2 separate regions of the Mus musculus genome follow, and region 2 is linked to region 1. The links are chromatin loops, found by intact Hi-C in ENCODE. Cell type or tissue: gastrocnemius. All regions are shown on one strand. Links, peaks and the distances in the headings refer to the core of each region. The heading gives the core; the rest is flanking DNA.

Region 1 (5,464 bases), core at 1,272-3,771:
ATCTTCAGCTCCTGCTCATTCGTAACAGCCTTGTTAAAAACTCCAGGCTGTCGCCTCCTTGCCATGTCGATATCAACGCCCATGGTGACTAAGTTGCTCAGCAGGTCCTCCCTCTCCTCCTCCAAAGACTCCTTGTCCTTACTGTCGCATTCCACACTAAACGTCCTGAATGAAATCGACTTGAGGAAAACTTCTGCTGAATACTGAAGCATCCAGCCTCTTAAATCAAAGAGAAAGTTTCTTCTCACACACCAGATGTTTCTTGATGCCATAATCATCAGGTAGCCCAAAGTTTTTCAAATGCTGTGTAAAATAACATATAATGTTAACATACAATATTATGTGACTAACTAATGACAATATCCGGATCCTTTAAATGCAAGGGGCCTCTCCAGGAGAAAGCATCCCGCCCTCCAGCTCTCCTGGTTCTGCACTCACCTCCTGCCTCATGGCTTCTGTTGGGTCCCTATGGACTCAAGGCTCTTCCTCTTTGACTTACAGAGAAGCAGAACACCATGCTGCCCCAAGCTGCCCTGCCCTTGTATTGTTCTTTTAGTTCACTGTGCCTGCTTTGACTCTCCAGAATCATTTACTCCTCTCCACCTCTTCTCTTTTCTGTGGTTTCTGACATCTTTGGCTTGTTCCTAAGAAATTGCCCTTTAATTACAATTCAACTTTCAACTTGCCAGATGTCTGAACTGAACCTGCCACAGACACTAGATCTCTTTGCTTCTGGCTACCTCAAACTCTAAATGAAGCTCTAAAAAAAACACACTTCAGATTATCTAATTTGCATCTTTAATGTCTTTTTTAGACATATGATACCCTTTAAATGGATCATACACACACACACACACACACACACACACACACACACACACATCTGTAGACAAAAGATGCCAACATTAATCTCTATCTCAGTTTTCCAAACTGTTTTCTTGGTTGCAATGCCATAATTCTAAACTCATTTCCATCTTCATATTGATATAGTTGAGGGATGGACTGTAATTCAGAGGTAGGTCAGTGATACATTATATATCCTTAGCATGCATGAAGATTTGAGTTCAATTCCCCAATACCAGAAAGGAGGAGAGAGCAATTAATTTTCTAATTCAAAGTTGTTAGGTCTTAAACCTGGGACAAGAGTTTGCCAAGAACACTAGCTGAAGTATTCATTAAACATATCAAAGTTGACCTGGCTGCCAGGTTCTCCCATCATCCCTCAGTCCTTATCTGTTACAAGGTCCTCCTGGCTGGCATATCCCACCTCTACCCTGAACTCTCCAGTCAGAGGCTGGGCTGCCCATCCCCCTCCAGCCATTTCAGCAACGCCAGGCCTTTTGTTCCTTTTTGGCCTTTTTGTCTCTTGGCTGCTGCTCAAGGTTGCCCTCTCTTCCTGTCCTCTCCTCCCTCCTCACATGACCCAGCTCAGTCTGCCACTCATATCCACTCTAGATCCTTCTAGATGCCTCTGGCTGTTTTCTCCCTCATATATACAATCACCCTTCTGTTACAACAAATCCAGGAACAGCCATGTCCTCCTTTAATTTTTTTTTTCCAGTCAAGGGTGTGGGCCCCAGTAGATCCAACATTCTGATGATGGCCATATAACCAAATGAATACAGACAATACTAACTGAATTTAATGGCTTTAAAAAAAAGAGCTCTTGACTCTAGCTGCATATGTATCAAAAGATGGCCTAGTCGGCCATCACTGGAAAGAGAGGCCCATTGGACACGCAAACTTTATATGCCCCAGTACAGGGGAACGCCAGGGCCAAAAAGGGGGAGTGGGTGGGTAGGGGATTGGGGGTGGGTGGGTATGGGGGACTTTTGGTATAGCATTGGAAATGTAAATGAGCTAAATACCTAATAAAAAATGGGAAAAAAAAAGAGCAAGAACAAAAACTTCAATGGTTATGGAATGGGATGTGAATTTAGGAGGAGCTGGAGGAGTGGAGTGAATGTGATCAAAATACACTGTATTAAATTCTCAATTAATTAATAAAATATACATATAAAAAGAAAAAGAAAAGAAAAGAAAGAAAGAAAAGAAGAAGAAGAAAGAAAGAAAGAAAGGAAGGAAGGAAGGAAGGAAGGAAGGAAGGAAAAAAGAAAGAAAGAAAGAAAGAAAGAAAGAAAGAAAGAAAGAAAGAAAGAAAGGAAAAGAAAAGAAAAGAAAGAAGGAAAAGAAAAGAAAGAAGGAAAGAAAGAAGAAAGCAAGCTCTATCTAGCATGTACAATCCAACCTTTTCCCTTCCAGATGCTCATGGATGACCTCTGCTGGATAACTGGACAGAAGACTATCACATTACAGTCAGCCAAGTTTTATAAGAAGCGTTATAAATAAGCATGCAAAATTATCCAATAGACAGTATCAATTTTCAATTATACTTGTCTTATCCTGTGACAATTTCTATTTTACATACATTTTATAACAAATACAATATGAATAATAAATTTTTAAAAATCAGTCACTAAGGATACATATACTAAGTCTATCAGCTTGAAGATTACTACCAGACAGCTCATTCCTTTCAGATGATTAGCACCACGGTAAACGATAAACATGACACAGAATATTCAACAGAAATTCTAATACCAATAAAATAAGAAAAAGGTTTGCTAAGACTCCTAAGAAAAGGGTAAAAAAAACTATTAGTTTGTTAGACTTGTCACAAGTAGATTTTTGTTTCTCTTTATATAACTTATCCTCCAAATAAATATTTTCTAAATGTATCAACATATAAAGTTGAACTGAGCATCCATGCAGCACCCAAAGTAGCGCTCCTCTGATTAATGTCATTGTGGTAAGCACCCCCAGGAGGGTTTTACATTCTCTCTCTTCCTTACCAAATCAACTTCACTCAAAACAGCAACAAAGCAATCTTGTTCCTGCCTATTTTAGTCTCAGTGTCCTTGCTGTCTTTTCATTATTTTTAACTGACATAACAAATAATGGAATCTGTATCTATCTTCCCAAAGTCCCTCTTTTACTTTCATGTCACACACATGAGTGTGTGTGTGTGTATTCTCCATTAGAAGCATGTCCTATTGTTTTTCCTCATAATTCTCATATTCCCATCACCTTCTCAGTAGATGCTCTCTCCCCTCAGCACTTACTACTACTATCTTATCAAACTCAAAGCTCACATATGAGCGCACTCGCAGGCGGGAAAGCACGTGCACTTTTCTGAGTTAAATTGTCTTTTCTTTCAGAAAAGAAAAAGGGTCATTTTCATGAACCCAAGTTGTATTTGCAAGTCATTGTATAAACACAATGTCCTTTTAAAAACAGATTGTTGAGCTGAATTTGTAACCTCTGGCAAATTAACTATCCCAAGACAAATTTTAAAAAAAGCAAATATCGAATAATTGCCTTCAATCTTCCTCTAAAATAAACCATTTTCTTAAGCTTCGTTAAATTTCATGAATATCACCAACATCTTGGTGACTGTAACTACCGAGGTTCAAGATGGAAGATTTATGTCCCTGTCCCTTCCCGTCCCCTCCACCCCACCCCATCCCACAGCTGGAAAGCTAACAGGTGTTTAAAGAAAACTGCTAATCTTTGGGAATTCCACAATCCCGCTACTCTTTTGACACAGCATTTAAGTGTACAGGGTTGTTTTGTTTTGTTTTGAACAGAACTACATATCGATGTCGACTTTGTCATAAGAGACTTTAGATCTCTCCAGAAAAGGTAAAAACCGATGTTTCTACCACCACACCACTAATTTGGAAAAGAAAAAGGCAAAAATATCGCCAGTGTAGTAGAGAATAAAGAAGTCCAGGTCAAATCATTTTTGTGAGATGCACGACCTCTCGCAAACTAAACATTTCTCAGTCATAATAAAAAGAAAACGGCAACGCATGGGGGGAAGGTAGCGGAATCGCAAACGCACTTTAATACCAGAACCCCACGTTACACATACATTATTTCGTAATGCCCTATATATACAACAACCTAAGGGTGGGCACTGTCCCTAAAGTTACAAATTCCGAGCCAATGCCGAGCTCTTTGCTGTACGAAGTGTGGAGGGCTTGATGAGTCTAAACTCAGAACCGCCGTAATCCCACATCGAAGGCTCGCCTTCCCTCGGGCAGTTCTGCAATGGCCTTTAGCCATTCATCGCCCTGTCTAGCAGAGACTCGCAAGCCGCTCGCAAAGGCTCCAGCAGCTCCCCAGCCCCAGCCCGCACACTGCATCCGCGCTCCTACCAACGCTCCCGGTAGACACCTTTCACTTCCGCCTCTGGACGCCCGGGAGGGAGCGGAGTGCGGAAGTAACGGCTGACTTCCGGCCTCGGCCTGGCGCAGAGGTGACGTCACTAGCCCGGCGCGCTGTGCCTAAATCCTCGGCCGCCTGACCGCGGGAGCCCAGCAGGGGGCGGCTGAGACTGTGGCTGCGGGGACTCTGGGCTCTGGGCTGGTTCGAGACCACAGGGCGGCGCCAAGGCTTCCCTCTGGCTGGGGCTGAGATTCTGCCTGCACCAAAGAACAGGTTCGGTTTGATCTCTTTCTTTTAGGTTGCTTTATAGACCTTGGGGGTCTTTGTTTGTTTGGTAGGTTGGTTGGGTTTTTTTTCCCCCAAATTCTTCTGCATTTTTCTGTTTGGTTTGGTGTTTGTAAGAATAAAGATTTCTATTTGGGAATTTAAATTATTAATAATCAGTTTACTCAGAAAGTGAAACTACTGATCACAGCTTATTCCTTGCCTGGGATTACTCAGTAGCTATTTACGGTGCACGTGTGGCTTGCGGAAAGCAAGACAACCTCGGCCTTCTGGACCGTAACTCCCATGGTCTCGCTTCTGCCAGAATATTCTCTCCTCAGCATGCCCCATGGATTTTCATTTATGAACACCAGGAGATGGCTTTAGTCCTCTTGAAAGTGATATCAATGAGGAAAAGGTGCAGCTGAGATATTGGAGAGGTTGGGAAGACGAAGGGCAGGGAGGGAAAGATGAGGGGCAAAGAAGAGAAAAAGAGAACTAGGAGCAGTGTGGTAGACAATGTTTCCCAAGAGGCTGTTCTGGGGTTCTCATCTTCCTTGAGGGATGTTGTTGTTGTTGTTGTTGTTGTTGAGACAACTTTGTATCAAAGTTGTGCTGCTATGCAAATCTCTCTCCTTTGCCATTTCGTTTTGAAAGGATAGTGACATGTGATGATGCTTGTGATTTTAGATGACCTCACTTGGAAGGAGGAGAGTAGGGAAGTCTACATCAAGATAAACCCCTCCCTAAAATTAGACTTAAAACCCTCAGGACTTAGACTCAATGTGTAGATCAAATGCCATGTCTGTGCTATCTTCAGAATTGTCCCTGTCCTCTTTTAACCAAAGATTGATAATAATGATATAACTAGTAATATTGATTATTGTGCCTTTATGTCTGCCTCACTAGCTTTTCCTTGTTTGAGTCTCAACAAACTCAATTAGAGTGAGAAAGGAATTAGCCCTCCATT
Region 2 (5,464 bases), core at 1,408-3,907, 270 kb after region 1:
TTGTTACATTACCAGAACTACTTATAAGACACATGGGTATAACCCTCATGGGGAGAGTAGGTGCAATTCTATGACAAAGTAATATTTTAAATAAAGTAATTTTAGGAGAGAGACTGCATCCCCAAAGGCAGAGCTATGAATTATGTGCAGGGACACATTTGCTGTCCCTTGTCACCATCCACCTTGTATAGTATGTTTTGAGACAGGGTGTCCAGATGACACTCAAGCTTGGTGTTTTGGCTAGAGGACTGGACAGGACGTCCCACGGGTCTGTCTGTCCCTTTCTCCCAAGCCCTGCATTACAGATGCATGCCACCATGTCCAGCCGTCCAGCTTTGTGTGGGCGCTACAACTATGAACCCCGGTGTACATGCCTGTACAGCAAGCAGTTCACACAGTGAATAGACCACCTATCTCCCCAACCCCACAAAGACAGCATTTTGAAAGACAAAGAGACATGTGTAGAAACCACATTCACAATCTCTTCTAAAGATAAATCCAGTATCTATTGGCAGCAACTTAACCCTAAGACAGGTCTAGTGAAGGCAGACAAAGCTCAGCAGGAGTCCCTCACACATATTTAGCACAGAATATATTTAGGGAAGGGAGTAGAAATTATGAAGTAGTCAATAAGACATCTACCTTATCTGGACACAGTAGCTCACACACAGAATTCCATCGCTCTGAAGGTTAACACAGAATTGCCCTAGAGTCTGAAGCCAGCCAGCCTGGACTACACATTGATCTCTAGGCTCACCTGGACTATAGTCTAAGATTCTGCTAAAGAAAGAAAGGGTGGGAGAACAAGAGAGGAAGACTGCACACTACACCTCCAATTCCTTCAATGCTCTGAGCCCGGTCAGTCCCTTGGGGTGCACAATGGGAAGCTAAGCTGGGCTTTCCCTCCATTTATAGAATGCCACAGAGACACATTCAAATCTTGACCTTACACAGAGGATGCTTATGGGAAACCAACTAACTATATTCTAGAAATACAAGATTAGCTATTGCACACACTCCTTTAACAAACTAATGCTGAGCATGTACCAACGTCTCTCTCCAGTAGGGCCCTTCACTCATTACTGACCTGCTTCCTTTGTTAATGATGTGAGAGAAGAAAAAAGAAAGGTAGGTGCCTTCGTTAGGGTTACTATTGCTATGATGAAACATCATGACCAAAGCAATTTGGAGAGGAGAGGGGTTTATTTAGCTTACAACACTTCCATATCACAGTTCCAAACTAACAAGTACAATAAGCTTAAAATATAACTTAATTATTCCCAGTAACAATAAGGTCTTAAAAAAAGGCACTATATCTTAAAGGTAACTTCATTTTTGGGAGCAAGGAGGTCCAAAGGTAAGCTCAAACAGGTAATTTTACAAAGAAATCATTCTATTCCATTCATAACAGTGTCAAATTATTTAGTAAGCCCACTGGAAGATGCCTACATATAAGTCTGGATTATACATGACTTGCCATACCCGCATACCCACACAAAATCAAACTTACCAAATACATAATAACAAATACATTATCTAAAACAGCAATTCTGTAGGTGTTTTAGTCTATGGAACCTTTCGATGCCCCGAAGTTCCATTCCACACATTACAAAAGAGCCTGCCATGACAAAGACCTCAAGCACGAATATACAAAGAACGGCAAAAACAAAAACAAAAAACAAAAAACAAAAAGAACGCCCCTACAGCCAAGTTCACAGCTGGCACTTGTGGCACACTCAAGACACTGCCGAGGCAGCTGTCACAGGCCAATCACACACACACACCAAGAGTGCCAGCGTGACACCTCAAGAAGGCAGGCTGATGGTCAGCGCAGGGGTGTTCCCGGAATAAAGAAAACCCTAAACCCTTGCTCCGGAAAGCACAAAGCCTGGCCGACTCCCTGAACTCCCTTCAGAAAGTGAAAGGGTGGTGGCTGCGAAGCAATTCCTTAGCAGTTAACAGCCGGGGTGAGAGGGGGTTTTGTGTGGCACCGGGGAGAAAGGAACCAAGCCGAGCGGTGCAGTCATCAGGTCTCCAGCAGCAGCAAGAGAGGGCGGCTCTTCAGCCCCAGCCGCAGCCCCCTAGCCCCAGCCGCAGCCCCGGCCCCGGCCCCAGCCCCAGCCCCAGCCCCGGCCCCGGCCCCGCGGCCCGGCCTCTCCCCCAGCCTCCGCCCCGGGTCACCGCCTCCCGACGCGGCCCGTGGCCGCCGCGCTCCTACCTTCGCCTTGCCGGCTGCCAGCTTCCTTTGCCTCTCCTCGTCCTCCATGGCGTCTGCAGGGTAGGCTGGGACGCAGTGGAGAGGAAAGATCTGTTTAGAAAGAGGCGGACAGAGCTCCGTGGCCACCCGGGACACGCTGGGCGCTCACCGGCGACTCGTGCCGGCCTGCACGGGCCCCGCGGTCACCGCCGCCATCTTCGTCTCCACGTAAACACACGGCGGCCGGCGGGGCGGAGCGGGCGGGCGGGCGGCCGGCGCAGCCGCGAGCGTGGCCCGGCAGGTGCTTGTGCGCGCCCGGCTTGACCGGGGCGGAGGGAGGGTCAGGGTCCGGCGGCCCGACACCCACTGCTCCGGGGACCCGGTGCTCGGAACACGCCGCGCTGCATTTCCAATTCCAAAGCGACCGCGGCCTCACAACAAGGAGCCGCAGTGGAAAGGGCGAGGGCGGAACCTCCCCCCTCCAACCCGGGGAAGCCTGATCCTTCCTTCACCCCAAATCCCTCCCTCAGTTCCCCCACAGGTTCCCTCTCAACCCATAGTCTTCTCCTTCGCCTTGCGCTGGAAGAGCAGCCTACGGTAGAGCCTTCTCCCAACTCTTTGTTCTCTGGAGTGAAGCTGAGACACTCCTAGGGGCTTCCTTCTCCTTGGCAACTGTGTTCCTAAGGAACTCGAATTCGGAATCTAAGTTGGGAACAAAGCCAGTCTACCCTAACTTTCCCTCCTCCAGCCCCCCATTAGTTATTTATTCACTTTACATCCTGACCTCAGCCCCCCTCTCCTCCCATCCCCCCCACCCCACCATGACCCCTCCTGGCTTACCTCTCTCCCCTTCACCTCTGAGGTAGACATTACCTCAGGTAAAGGGCTGGAAAAAGGTTTTCCAAGCAAAAGGGACTATGTTAACTTTGAACTTTAAAGACCTTAAAACAGCTATGGTTCTCTGACTTTACCTGGAGTTCTTGGACGAGCTGCCTAATATTTATGACTGCTCCTGGAATGTGAAAACACTCAAACCTTTGTCCTTTCTATTTCTTGAAATGGCTACTGTGAAAGATTATGCCCAATAAACTTTGTTACATTTTATTGAGCCGTGCTTATAAATCGATTCTTAACATCTTTCCTCCCCCACCTGCTCTGGCAATCCTTTCTTTCCCTTCCCTCACTCCCTCTTTCCCCTCTCCTGCCCCTCAAATCCATTTCTGGAGTGAACGAACCATTTTAGTGTCTCAGATTGAGCCTTTCTTCTTTGTTTTAACATAGGTTTGGACTGAAAAATTAGCAGGTAAGAACTAAAGATATTAGTTTAATCATAGAAGTAGTGTTAACTGGATATACATATGAAAGGGGGAGACTAAAAACCTTAGCTCTATCAGACACCAAAAATGTTTCTAGTACCTGTAATTTAGAAATCTTATATTTCAAACATAATTGTGCCAACCTAAAACAATCAAGTGTGTATTTGCCCCATTTTCTCAGCTGGAATTGGGGACGTGAGAACAGACACCTCATCATAAGAATAAAGGAAAGTAAAAGAGGCTGATCTAAGAGAGGCGTGTTTTTCTCGGGAGCCCTTTGTGGCTCCAGGTCTAGAATGAAGTGTTCTAAACTGCCTGGAGTTAAGTGATGCTCGGTTGATTCTGATTGCCTAGGAGGAGCAAGCCCAGGATATCTGACAGACTTCCTGTTTGTTAATGGGCTCTCCTTTCTCAGTGGCTCAGCAGGTCAACTCTTTGTTGCAATCTGTTCCATCTTAGTAACTAAAGATGTTAGTGATCTGCTAAATGTTGCAAGATTATTTCTGCATTTCCCTTTAGATCACTTATATCAATTATATGTACCTGTCTCAGGCATAAACGCTGCTCAGTGACATAGCTGATCTATTAGAAGGGCACATCTGTGGAATTATGGCCATCTCTTATGATACCTGTTCAATCGTGTCTCCATGTCATGTATTCATATAATTCAGACAAAAGGAAAATGGTGGTTTATATGCCTCCTTTTATAGAATAAGAAACAGAAAGCTTGAATGGTTAAACCACTTGACAACTTCCCATGGTTAGGTAATGGAAGTCATAGCTAGTGCTGCCAAGCCGTGAATTTGAGTCTTTTTCTATTTAGCTGTCTATGTCTCCAAACAATAAAAAAAAAAAAATTAAAAAATAAAAAGGGTCAGGATTTGCAGAGGCTCTTTTGTATGTGTGCTCTGAGTGCACACGTATGTTTACATGTGTGGAAGTCAGATATGTATTCATGTGCTTCTGGATGCTGGAGGTTGGCCTTGGGGGCTTCCTTAGTCACGTTTCACATGTGGATGGAGGCTGGAACTAAGACCTTGACAATGCAGCTACTCTAACTAGCCAGCTTCACGGGTCCTACCCATCTCTCCCTCTTGAGCTTGGGGTCACAAGCATGTTACTGTGACTGTTCAGCATTAACATGTGTGGGGTGCAAACTGTTCCTCACACGTGTGAGGCAGACACTTTTCCTACTAAGCCACCTCTGCAGCCCCAACAGTGGGGTTTTAAGGGACTAAATATATGTTTATAAAATGTGCTCAATAAAATAAGTTTCAAAATGAAAGTCCTTTAAAATAATAACTTATAAGACAGAACTATAACCATTAAAGTGACCTATAATCTAAATGAAATCAGAGAAATTTAAGGTACTACTATTACCAAGGATGCAATTATAGGCCAATAATCCAAGAGAGTGCAATTAATTACTGACTAATAGAATATATGAACACAAAATTCAGATCTGCAAGGTCTTTTACATCAGTAAGTAGTTGCAATATATTAAACTGTGAGTTACCAAATATTATGGCAAAGGCCCATGTAGTCTTTCTACTCAGGATAAAATACATTTACTCTTTTTTTCCCCTTTTTCTTTTTTATTAGGTATTTTCCTCATTTACATTTCCCATGCTATCCCAAAAGTCCCCCATACCCTCCCCCTCACTCCCCTACCCACCCATTCCTACTTTTTGGCCCTGGAGTTCCCCTATACTGGGGCATATAAAGTTTGCAAGTCCAATGGGCCTCTCTTTCCAGTGATGGCCAACTAGGCCATCTTTTGATACATATGCAGCTAGAGACAAGAGCTCCGGGGTACTGGTTAGTTCTTAATGTTGTTCCACCTATAGGATTGCGGATCCCTTCAGCTCCTTGGGTACTTTCTCTAGCTCCTCCATTGGGGGCCCTGTGATCCATCCAATAGCTGACTGTGAGCATCCACTACTGTGTTTGC

The links. A loop is a pair of places that touch in the nucleus more often than their neighbours do. Peaks named below come from ENCODE experiments on the same cell type or tissue, not always from the same donor. Only the 100,000 strongest peaks of a DNase experiment are listed, where the experiment ranks them.
Region 2: it touches region 1 in a loop (2.9-fold over the local background); 3 of 42 quality-filtered maps call a loop at or near these places.

What each region holds. Positions count from the first base shown.
Region 1 is chr5:4,191,175-4,196,638 of GRCm38, reverse strand. It overlaps Mterf1b (mitochondrial transcription termination factor 1b), which reads right to left and starts at 4,272. Exons shown (of 2, transcript NM_001042670.1): 1 at 4,221-4,272; 2 at 1-303. The coding sequence starts at 278. In gastrocnemius, for the core only: a CTCF peak has its summit at 2,275 (motif pointing left); a DNase peak (open chromatin) is centred at 1,324; H3K4me3 peaks cover 491 bases; H3K27ac peaks cover 336 bases.
Region 2 is chr5:3,925,245-3,930,708 of GRCm38, reverse strand. It overlaps Akap9 (A kinase (PRKA) anchor protein (yotiao) 9), which reads right to left and starts at 2,523. Exons shown (of 48, transcript NM_194462.2): 1 at 2,219-2,523. The coding sequence starts at 2,266. Gm51438 (a long non-coding RNA gene) reads right to left here and starts at 2,120. Exons shown (of 2, transcript XR_003955841.1): 1 at 1-2,120. In gastrocnemius, for the core only: no CTCF peak of the experiment used is centred there; DNase peaks (open chromatin) are centred at 1,880 and 2,462; H3K4me3 peaks cover 1,776 bases; H3K27ac peaks cover 1,592 bases.